Linked DNA regions of Homo sapiens: region 2 is linked to region 1. A link is an interaction called in ENCODE POLR2A ChIA-PET data of the cell type or tissue named here. Cell type or tissue: GM12878. All regions are shown on one strand. Links, peaks and the distances in the headings refer to the core of each region. The heading gives the core; the rest is flanking DNA. Region 1 overlaps HSPA4 (heat shock protein family A (Hsp70) member 4). Region 2 overlaps FSTL4 (follistatin like 4).

Evidence for each region. ChIA-PET counts read pairs that join two places held together with the same protein. Peaks named below come from ENCODE experiments on the same cell type or tissue, not always from the same donor. Only the 100,000 strongest peaks of a DNase experiment are listed, where the experiment ranks them.
Region 2: POLR2A ChIA-PET joins it to region 1 with 10 read pairs; 8 of 35 experiments call an interaction of 5 or more read pairs at or near these places.

Annotation. Positions count from the first base shown.
Region 1 is chr5:133,103,714-133,109,084 of GRCh38, forward strand. It overlaps HSPA4 (heat shock protein family A (Hsp70) member 4), which reads left to right. Exons shown (of 19, transcript NM_002154.4): 18 at 152-313; 19 at 520-2,736. The coding sequence ends at 723. Among named protein-coding and RNA genes, the nearest start is that of HSPA4, 54 kb to the left of the region's middle. RefSeq lists an enhancer at 4,804-4,853. In GM12878, for the core only: no CTCF peak of the experiment used is centred there; a DNase peak (open chromatin) is centred at 2,238; H3K27ac peaks cover 3,010 bases.
Region 2 is chr5:133,237,746-133,243,116 of GRCh38, forward strand. The region is part of intron 7 of FSTL4 (follistatin like 4); the gene reads right to left. Among named protein-coding and RNA genes, the nearest start is that of FSTL4-AS1, 16 kb to the right of the region's middle. RefSeq lists enhancers at 2,339-2,839, 2,770-3,049, 2,840-3,340. In GM12878, for the core only: no CTCF peak of the experiment used is centred there; DNase peaks (open chromatin) are centred at 2,946 and 4,753; H3K27ac peaks cover 1,979 bases.

The DNA of each region.
Region 1 (5,371 bases), core at 1-5,000:
TTTTGAATAATTCTGTTCAGATTGTGAGGCTAAATATGCTTTATTTTTTGAAAGATTATAAGTTTTTGAAAAATGGCAGAAACTAGACAGTAGTTGCGGGGAGGGAGGGTATCACACTTTTAGCACTTGTTTGACTGTCTCCTGGTTGCAGGAGGACCAGTATGATCATTTGGATGCTGCTGACATGACAAAGGTAGAAAAAAGCACAAATGAAGCAATGGAGTGGATGAATAACAAGCTAAATCTGCAGAACAAGCAGAGTTTGACCATGGATCCAGTTGTCAAGTCAAAAGAGATTGAAGCTAAAATTAAGGTAATTTAAGACTTTTTTTTAATAGTCTTTTCTTGACAGCCTTATTATTAATAGTCCTCAAGTGACACTTAGGAGGGAACTTTATTATAGTGTTTTAGCTTCTAGGTTGAGGATTGGGTGGTGGGAGAGGGCGGATTTGGGTTTAGCATGGCTTGTAAAATTTGTTAATTTTATAAGAAACCAGTTTTCTGTCTTACCCATTCCAGGAGCTGACAAGTACTTGTAGCCCTATAATTTCAAAGCCCAAACCCAAAGTGGAACCTCCAAAAGAGGAACAAAAAAATGCAGAGCAGAATGGACCAGTGGATGGACAAGGAGACAACCCAGGCCCCCAGGCTGCTGAGCAGGGTACAGACACAGCTGTGCCTTCGGATTCAGACAAGAAGCTTCCTGAAATGGACATTGATTGATTCCAACACTTGTTTCTATTAAAACAGACTATTATAAAGCTTTAAGTTGTCAACTTTGTTCTAAATATCAACTAGCGCAAGTGAATACTGAAGATTTCTTAGTCAGTTTTTAGGGGATTTTCGGGGAGGGGAAATAGGTAATGTATGGAGCATTTTCACTTCTAAATAGTTAGATACAGAAATTAAGTGCATTGTATCTTTTTCATAATGGTACTATTTAGAAGCCCAGTTAGTCTTACTGAGCTTATGCTTCACTCCTTTATGTTTAACCATGTGTCTACAAGAATAAGTTTGTTTTGGAAAGTTGAGCTATAGCTACAGCTCTAGCTATCCAGCAGACTTTTCATTATGACTTACATGGCAGGAGCTCTAATTATGCTTTAAAAATCTGTTGTGGAGATTGCTTTAAATGCTCCCTGCCTGGTGTGGGGATGGGGTCCCCCTCTTTGTGAGGGCTGGAGCATGGCACGGCATGGATTAACACGGCAGAGGAACAAAGGTGTGCTCTGAGCTTCTTCATATTTCACCTTCACCCTCACCTGTGTTCTCTTCCCTCTCTCCCAATAAAAGGGCTCCCATTATAAATGCCATGTACTTCTCTTGGGAAAATAGACCCCCTTGCCTAGAGTAAGTTGTTAACTGAGGGCTTTAAACCTGGAGGCTCTTCCTGAAAGTATGTTCATGAATACCCCAAGCATCAAGGTCTAAATAATTTTCAGAAGATTAGAATTGGGTAGATATACTGTTGGATATAGCCATGGTAAATTTAACTGAGGAATTAAATCCTTGTTAATTTTGGTGTAAAGATTTGTATCCTGGCCTGTTTATTCAGGTGGGAGATGTTCTGTATAATTTTGAGGTATAGCTTGAACTCCTAGAACAAGAGTTAAAAGTTCTTTTTAGCTCATTCACAATCACTTGTGTGTTAAGTGTTAATATCTGTCATGAACCTGCCAATTTGTACGTGTTAAGCAGCTGACAGATGATGCAAAAAAAACTAAGATACACTGGATTGTACTGGATGAGTCTGAAATTAGTGTTAAAGAAGTGTGGTGCCTGATGTTATAACAACACCTCATTCTTAACTGTGTGGCCAATGTCAGGTATACCAAAGCATTCCTCTGACTGCTTTTTGGGGCAGTGTTGACAGGAGTGAGGCATTTTGGAAACTCCAAGGGAAGCCTGTGTTTGAGGCCAGAGTTGGTACCTGCTTTAAGAAACTGTTACAGGGCTTGTTGGTAATGTTTTGAATCTTTGTAAAAATTGATATTCTGTATAACAGAGTGCCTCTCTGTTACTTTTGGCCTATGTTGTTAGAAATAAGATGCTATCTTGCATAGTTAGAATTAAGCGTTTGTCCATCTCTAGATAACATTGAAAAGTTTGAGTGTTACAGGCTCTAAAGTGCAATGGAGAACAATTGCTTAGGAGGAGGAAGGGGAAAGTATACTTATGTTGGTGTGTAAGCATGCATGGAGGCCTCGAGGCACCACAACAAGGCCAGGTTCTTAGCACATCCTCTGTTCTCTACCTGTCATGCTTCAAGAGTTCCAGCTGGCCTGCTGTGAAGCCAGTAGCTATTTTAAAAGTGCTGGCTGCAGGATTAAGCCAACCCTTTACAACTGGCCCAGACCGTAATGGCCATTTCTTCTTAAAAAAAAAAAAATTTTTTTTTTTTTTTTTTTTTTTTTTTTTTTTTTTTTTGGTGTGTGTGTGTGTGTGTGTGGGGAAGGGTGTGGGTGCTGGGATGGGGGTGAATTTCAAGTTGAAACACGATGATGTGGTCTGCTTGCTCTCTGCTTAGACAGGCTTTAAGACCAATTGGATTTTCATGGAGGCCAGGACAGAGAGTGGTAATTGATGGCTTGTGTACAGACAAGCATTTATCCAGGTTGCGTTATCCAAACTGATTTGTTAAAGCTCCAGGTCACGTTCTTACACTAAGAAAATCATTCAGTAAACATGAGACAAGTTTAGGAAAAACTAATAAAATAAACCTGTCTTAAACTTGAATGGTTTCCTTAATTCCATAATGAAGGCTGCTGGGTGTGTGTGTGGGGGTGTGTGTGTATGTGTGTGTGTCTGTGTGTATGTGTGTGTGGGGTGGGGGCGGGGGGTGTGTTTTCAATAAAAATGTTCTCTAGGAGTAGGAACCCTCTGAGCTAAATTTCACTTAACATCCGTTGAAGACTTCCAGTCTGAAGAGTGACAGCTGAAGCACACTGCCTACTTTGTGAGAAAATGTTGCCTAATTTTTCTGTACTCAAACTCTCCAGTTGAGTCTTGGCCCAGTTCCTTTGGTGTTAGGAATCCTTGTCTTGCTCCTGTGACTGGGCCTTACTTTGAGGGTTTTGTTAGCAGAAGGCGGGGGTTATGGCATAAAGGTAAGTGCTAGGACTTACACCTGGCCAAAGAACAGCGCGGTCCAGAGTGTGCTAGAATAGTTGGCGCCACTGGATGTGTGGTGTGGCTGCGTGGAATGTGTGTTGGTGTATGTATGTGGTGGTGATGGGTGTTTAAAGGGCACTAAGCCAGTGAAAAAGACCTTAACTGGATAAGGCATGGGTCTAGACGAGGAGGGGTCAGGGGTCTTGTTCCCTGGGTCATGCCCCTTGCACAGTCCTAGTCCTCTGGCTGTAGGAGCAGCTTACCTGCCAGGGCCTACCCAGGGCCTATTGTAGCCACGTGTCTGAGAAACGTGTGTCTAGTAGGTTTGGTTTCCTCCTGAGCATGTAAGTGGTTTCTGTAGGGGAATTGTTAGATGTGGTAGAAAGAGCTGAGATAGCTGGGTGTGGTGGTGTGCACCTGTGATTCCAGATACTTGGGGGGCTGAGGCAGGAGGATCACTTGAGCCCAGGTGGTCAAAGCTGCAGTGAACTGAGATTGTGCTATTGCAACTCCAGCCTGGGTGATAAAGTGATACCCTGTCTCCTTAAAAGGTGGGGGCCTGAGAGATCAGGGTTCTGTTGTGGGGCAGTGGGAGCTGCTTTGCAGGGGCACAGGGGGCCTGGGGGTTGTTGGAGGTAGTGGGACTTAGTCCACCTTTGAGGGGACAGCCAAATGAAGGGGAAAATTGCTGGTTTTGGTACCTGCAGGAAGAGGGAAGATGTAAGCATGGTTCCAGCTGAAAACCATGCTTTAGAAGTTGGGATAGTAGTTACTCTTTGTGGAGTAGTGACAACATGATGTGAGGCTTGGTGATGCTTGTTTTTTGATCTGACTTGATAGTGTACTCATGTACACTTGATCTATTTCAATAATTTTAAGTGGCTTTAACAGAAAGGTGTGTATTTTTTTTTTTTTTTTTTGAGATGGAGTCTCGCTTTGTCACCCAGGCTGCAGTGCAGTGGCGGGATCTTGGTTTACTGCAACCTCTGCCTCCCGGGTTCAAGTGATTCTTCTGCCTCAGCCTCCCGAGTAACGGACTGGAGGCGTGCGCCACCACGCACTGCTAATTTTTGTATTTTTAGTAGAGACAGGGTTTCACTGTATTGGCCAGGCTGGTCTCGAACTCCTGACCTTGTGATCTGCCCACCTTGGCCTCCCAAAGTGCCAGGATTACAGGTGTGAGCCACCATGCCTGGCCTACATTTTTACACACACAATGTAGGTTATAAAACTACATAGCCTCTCATGTTTTGAAAGAACATTAAATGGGTTTGCAATAAAAAAGCCAGAAGGATTTTCCCAGATGAAGTGGTTTTTAGGGTGGGATTGTGGGTGATTGTTTATTTTTGCTTGTTTCTGTTTTCAGAGTTTGCTACAATAAGCATTTAGGGCCAGGCATGGTGGCTCATGCCTGTAATCCCAGCCAAAGTGGGAGGATCTCTTGGGTCCAGGAGTTCAAGACCAGCCTGGGCAACATGGGGAGACAAGCCCCTACCCCCCACCGCCTCCTGTCACTAATAAAAGCATTTAGGAATTTTATAATGTTAAGAAAACTAGAAGTGTGTTTTAAGAAGAATGGCTCCAAGGTTTCAAACCTAGAATACGGGATATGATTGTACATGTGGAGCTTCTAGTCTTGAGTCATTGGAGATGTGGTGGGAGTTTAGATTGAGAAGTTTTCCTGGGTGGGGTTGAGACATCGAAGCTCCAGGTGGGTGTGGATGGAAGCTTTTGGGGCTGGAGTCGTGTTCCTCATTGACGGGATGAAGGCTTGTGTTGAGATGTGTTAGGAAGAGGAAGTAAAAGCTTTGAAAGAAGGAACTGCCAGAGAGGAGTTATGATGCATAAAGCATGTTGGGAGGAAGGGAGCTAGAGATGTGAGATGTGGCAGTGGCCAGCAGGGTTAGATGCTTCAGTAGGGTGGGAGCTGGGTGGGGTGAAGGGGCTTGAGGTGAGGCTGCAGGTGCTGAGTACTTGGTCAAGAAGCTTGGCCTCAGCCGCCCCGTCCGGGAGGGAGGTGGGGGGGTCGGCCCCCCGCCCGGCCAGCCGCCCCGTCCGGGAGGGAGGTGGGGGGGGTCAGCCCCCCCGCCCAGCCAGCTGCCCTGTCCGGGAGGTGAGGGGCGCCTCTGCCCGGCCGCCCCTACTGGGAAGTGAGGAGCCCCTCTGCCCGGCCAGCCGCCCCGTCCGGGAGGGAGGTGGGGGGGTCAGCCCCCCCGCCCAGCCAGCCGCCCTGTCCGGGAGGTGAGGGGCGCCTCTGCCC
Region 2 (5,371 bases), core at 324-5,323, 130 kb after region 1:
ATAAAACTAAGCCTGCAATCCTTCCTCTCCTGAATGTTCTTTGAGATGCATCTGAATACTGCTATCAACGCTTGATTGCATCTCTGTACTTGTCTCTTTATGGATGGCTTTTTTTTTTTTTTGCTCTGATGCATAGAACTGTATTAGCAAAATCAAGGTTCCTTACAGAAATAAACAGATGTCAGATTAGACCATTCTTTGTATTGATGCATATCTGTTTTCTGGGAAAGAGACAATTTTAAAGACATGGTTCTCACCTTTTAAAAAGCGATTTTCTAAGTATCTGCCCTTAATAAAGAACACAATTAAATGAGACTTAAGTATTAAACAATAGTTAAGCAGAGATGAGATGGGGGATGTTGTCATAGTGATCCATGGGAGTCAGGTATATATGGAAATGAGTCATCAATACTGAATATTTAGAGACTAAATGTTCAACGCAAGGACTCCAGAGTAATATTAGAGTTTAGGTTAATGATACTGTCAATGTTACAAGTTCAGACTCAGTTGAGAAACAATTATTCAGAGCTTTTCCGACATTGCCCTCCTCAGGAGCACCCCTGGTTCTCTTTGTGGGAGGAGGGAGCAAAGGGGGGGTCTCTCCCCCAACAATCCTTCAATTCTGGCCCCCAGAATGCCACTAACTGTAGCATCTCACCTGCACAGTCAAATGCAGCAAACTTAAACACAGAGTGACATGTGGTGCCTCGGTGATGGCCATTCCTCGAACACGTCTAGACTTCCCTGGCCCTTATCCAGACCAAGCCAGGACCACATGCACATGTGGGTGAGCACACACAGGCATCCACATGGACACATGCAGTACATGCGAGTGTGCACATGTGGGTGAGCACACACAGGCATCCACATGGACACATGCAGTACATGCGAGTGTGCACACATGGGGGAGGGAGCGCACCCAAACATCTACATGGACACGTGGTACACATGATGATGTACACGCATGAGTGCACACACGTACCAACATACTGGCTCCCTAGTGCTGACCTTCCCGACCAACACTGAGGTTACGGCGACATTCACTTCATTCTAGTCCCTCATAGTGAGAGATGACAGCATGCTGGCAGCCCTCGCAGCCCTTGCTCGCTCTCGGAGCCTCCTCGGCCTTGGTTCCCACTCTGGCCATGCTTGAGGAGCCCTTCAGCCTGCCGCTGCACTGTGGGAGCCCCTTTCTGGGCTGGCCAAGGCGGGAACTGGCTCCCTCAGCTTGCCGGGAGGTGTGGAGAGGCGCGGGCGGGAACCGGGGCTGTGCGAGGGGCTTGTGGGCCAGCGTGAGTTTCGGGTGGGCATGGGCTCGGCGGGCCCCGCACTCGGAGTGGCTGCCAGCCGGCAAGCCCCGGGCAGTGAGGGGCTTAGCACCTGGGCCAGCAGCTGCTGCGCTGGATTTCTTGCCGGGCCTTAGCTGCCTCCCTGCGGGGCAAGGCTCAGGATCTGCAGCCCGCCATGCCTGAGCCTCCCCCACCCCCACCCCCCTCCCTGCCAACGTGGGCTCCTGCGCAGCCTGAGCCTCCCAGAAGAGCACTGCTCCCTGCTCCAGGGCGCCCAGTCCCATCAACCACCCAAGGGCTGAGGAGTGCGGGCGCACGGCACGGGACTGGCAGGCAGCTCCACCTGCAGACCTGGTGCAGGATCCACTGGGTGAAGCCAGCTGGGCTCCTGAGTCTGGTGGGGACTTGGAGAACCTTTATGTCTAGCTAAGGGATTGTAAATACACCAATCAGCACTCTGTCTCTAGCTCAAGGTTTGTCAACACACGAATCAGCACCCTGTGTCTAGCTCATGGTTTGTGAATGCACCATTCGGCACTCTGTATCTAGTTATTCTGGTGGGGACTTGGAGAACCTTTATGTCTAGCTAAGGGATTGTAAATACACCAATCAGCACTCTGTATCTAGCTCAAGGTTTGTAAACCCACCAATCAGCACCCTGTGTCTAGCTCAGGGTTTGTGAATGCACCAATCGGCACTCTGTATCTAGATACTCTGGTGGGGACTTGGAGAAACTTTGTGTGGACACTCTGTATCTAGCTAATCTAGTGGGGACCGTGGAGAACTTTTGTGTCTAGCTCAGGGATTATAAACGCACCAATCAGCACCCTGTCAAAACGGACCAATCAGCTCTCTGTAAAACAGACCAATCGGCTCTCTGTAAAATGGACCAATCAGCAGGATGTGGGTGGGGCCAGATAAGAGAATAAAAGCAGACCTCCGGAGTCAGAAGTGGCAACACGCTGGGATTCCTTTCCACGCAGTGGAAGCTTTGTTCTTTTGCTCTTTGCAATAAATGCTGCTGCTCACTCTTTAGGTTTACACTGACTTTATCAGCTGCAACACTCACCCTGAAGGTCTGCAGCTGCACTTCTGAAGCCAGCGAGACCACGAACCCACCAGAAGGAAGAAACTCCAAACGCATCCGAGCATCAGAAGGAACAAACTCTGGACACGCTGCCTTTAAGAACTGTGACACTCACTGCGAGGGTCCGCGGCTTCATTCTTGAAGTCAGTGAGACCAAGAACCCACCAATTCCGGACATAATAGACGGACTTGCCATCCTGCAAAGACCTGAGGAACCATCCTTTTTCTCAGAGTCCTCTCAAGAAAAAGAAGTCTCTGCAACTTGGAGCAATCTCTAAGTAGCTGTCTGAGCCCCCTGGAAGAGGGCTGTTGTGGGCAGCTGCATTCAGTGTGAGCAACCTGGAGTGGGCCTGTCCTCCTGCTCGTTCCCAGGTTCAGGCCTGGAAGAGGGAGTTGGAGGCATGAGAGAAGCCACTGTGGGGAGAGCACCTGGTTCTTCCAAGGCTCGGGGCATGTGTGGTCCCTGGCTGACTTGGGTGTCCTCTGGTGTGTGCGGTCAGTCTTCTTCTGACTGTGGATGCCAAAGGGGAGGCCCTTATCTCTTAGCGCATGACTCATCTCTTCGCGCATGACTCATCTCTTTGTGCATGACTGTATTATTCTCAGCGTGTCATGTGGTTCCTGTGCATAACTGAGCTCAATGAATATTTGCTGATTTCAGGGAGTGTGTTAGCCTAGGATGCTACCTCCTGGGAAGCCCTGAGAGGAAGGATAGTTAAGAATTCATATTACCCAGGGAGGTCTGGCCTTGCCCTCTTTGGCTACAGGGAGGCAATCTCTAGGCTCTGGAATGTCATGCCTCATAGGGGTCTCTTTATTTGCCTGGGGTCTTTGGGCCAGGTGGTACCAGTTCTGTCTCTAGAGGGGCTGGGGACGAGAGGGCAGCCATGTGGGCAGTATTTGAATGAGCTCCAGCAAAAGCTTTGGACACCGAGGCCTGGGTGAGCTTCTCTGGGAAATTGACACTGTGACAGTGACATGTCTGTGACTCCACTGGGAGAGGAGAACAGAGATTCCACGTTTAGAGCCCTCCTGGGCTCTGCCCTTTGGGCTTCATCACTTGGCTGACTTTAATCTGTACTCTTTTTGCTGTATTAAACTTTAACTGTGAGTATAACACTTACAATGAGTTCTGTTTTTCCAGCAAATTGTTGAACCTGAGGGTGGTTTTGGGAACCACCTGACTTCCAGTTTATGTCAGAAGTGAGGGTGTCTTCTGTCGAAGAGCCAACTTCAGTTGGCTCAAAAACTCAAATAGGGAAGTTCTGACCTAGTGGTATGCGTGTTGAAATTGCGTATAGGGACAAACCTGATTATCTGGGTATACACAGAGGCCCAGGCACCTGCAACAGAAGGCTCATGCCAGAGACATTGCTCTGAGCCCTCCACTTGTCCACCCTTAGAGGCCAGCAGGCAAATACCTCTTGACATGCCAGGACTCCAGAGTGTTATGTAGTAGGGGTGGCAGCTAATGGGGCCCTCTGGTGAGGTGCAGGCCTGAGCCCTTGAATGGGGCTTTGGCTCCTTGGCTAATTAGCTTGGCATCCCCAGCTGGGGCGGGAAGGGACTCAGGTTCTAGACTGCACTGTAGCAGTCATCTGAAGTTCCAGACCACCTCACACCTGCTGCTTTCCTTTGGGAAACCTGCAACCCTCTTCCTGGGGATCCTTGGATCCTGAATCCCCAGGCTGAGAAGGCCTTACCAAGGGTTTCAGCTCCTGACTCTAACTTGGACCACACTCACAGCCATGACAGCTGATTCCTGTCGTTGAGACACTCCAGAGAGGATTTAAATAAATTTCCTTCTATGGCTCATTTCAGGGACCAAGACGACTTTCAGTTAGGAATTTCCTCCTGACACTGTGTTCAAAACTCTTACACATTGTTGGAGAGGGCGTAGACTGGTGCAGCCATTTTGGAGAGAGATTTGGCAAAACCCATCAAAACTGAAAATGCATCACTTCCGAGAACTTATCTTACACGTCAACTTACACACATGTGCAAAGAGGTGGGTATAAGGATGTTTACTGCAGTCTTGTTTGCTGTAGACAAAACCTGAAACAGCTGCATGGGGCTGGGGAGGGGGAGTCCAGGAAGAGCAGTGCTTGGGCATGGCTCATGGGCTGCAGGACCTCCTGGTGACTCCCTTGTCCTTGCTTAGTGCAGAGAGTGCCTTGGAGGGGTAGGCTCCAATCTGTAGTGGCCAAGAGAGGCACCAATCGGCCTCCTTCATTGACTGGGCCTCTGTAGGGAGGCAGTGAGGCTCAGGGAGGAAGAGACTCTGTGGGGAGTTCCTGGGTTCTGCAATCAGGGTATAGAAGCTGAATCAGAACCTTCCTGTGGGACCCTGTACCTTGGAGATGGGGCCGGAAGTGGTCACTGAGTACAAGTCAAGCCCTGAGGCCAGGGCTTCCCCTAAGGCTTTCCCCTAAGAGGGGAAAGAGGACCTCGAAAGAGGCACTGAGAAAGCAAAGGCCAGAGGAGACACTTGGCAGGGCAGAGTCACCCCACAGGTTCCACAGGCTGGAGTACCATAGGCCCCGGCCCCCATATCTTGGAGATCTCTGGACACTACTCCCAATGGTTTGAGCACATTCAAAACTCTAAAGAACTGGATGTTCAGATGTTTTTGACACAAGCTACAGAGAATTGGCCAAAGCCTTTAAGTGCTTCAAATGTAGTGTTTTCTAAGATTTTAAAACAAAATGTACCCAAGCATTTAATGAGATTATTTTAATGCAGAGCCTACAACCACTGTCTATCGTGGTGCAAACAGCTCTCCATGCTAATCAAACGCCTCTCATCTTTTTACAATGAATTCATGACTGGTTCATATAAAGACAATAAAAATTAAATGAGTCATGAGCTCCTAAATCATTTTCTTTTGGTCTTTTTAATAACTCCCTTCCAAAGAAGAGCTAGCTGAGAGCATACGCTTCATTAGAATTATTTGTTCCTGGTTTTATACCATTTAGGTATGGGGAGAAAAGTGAAC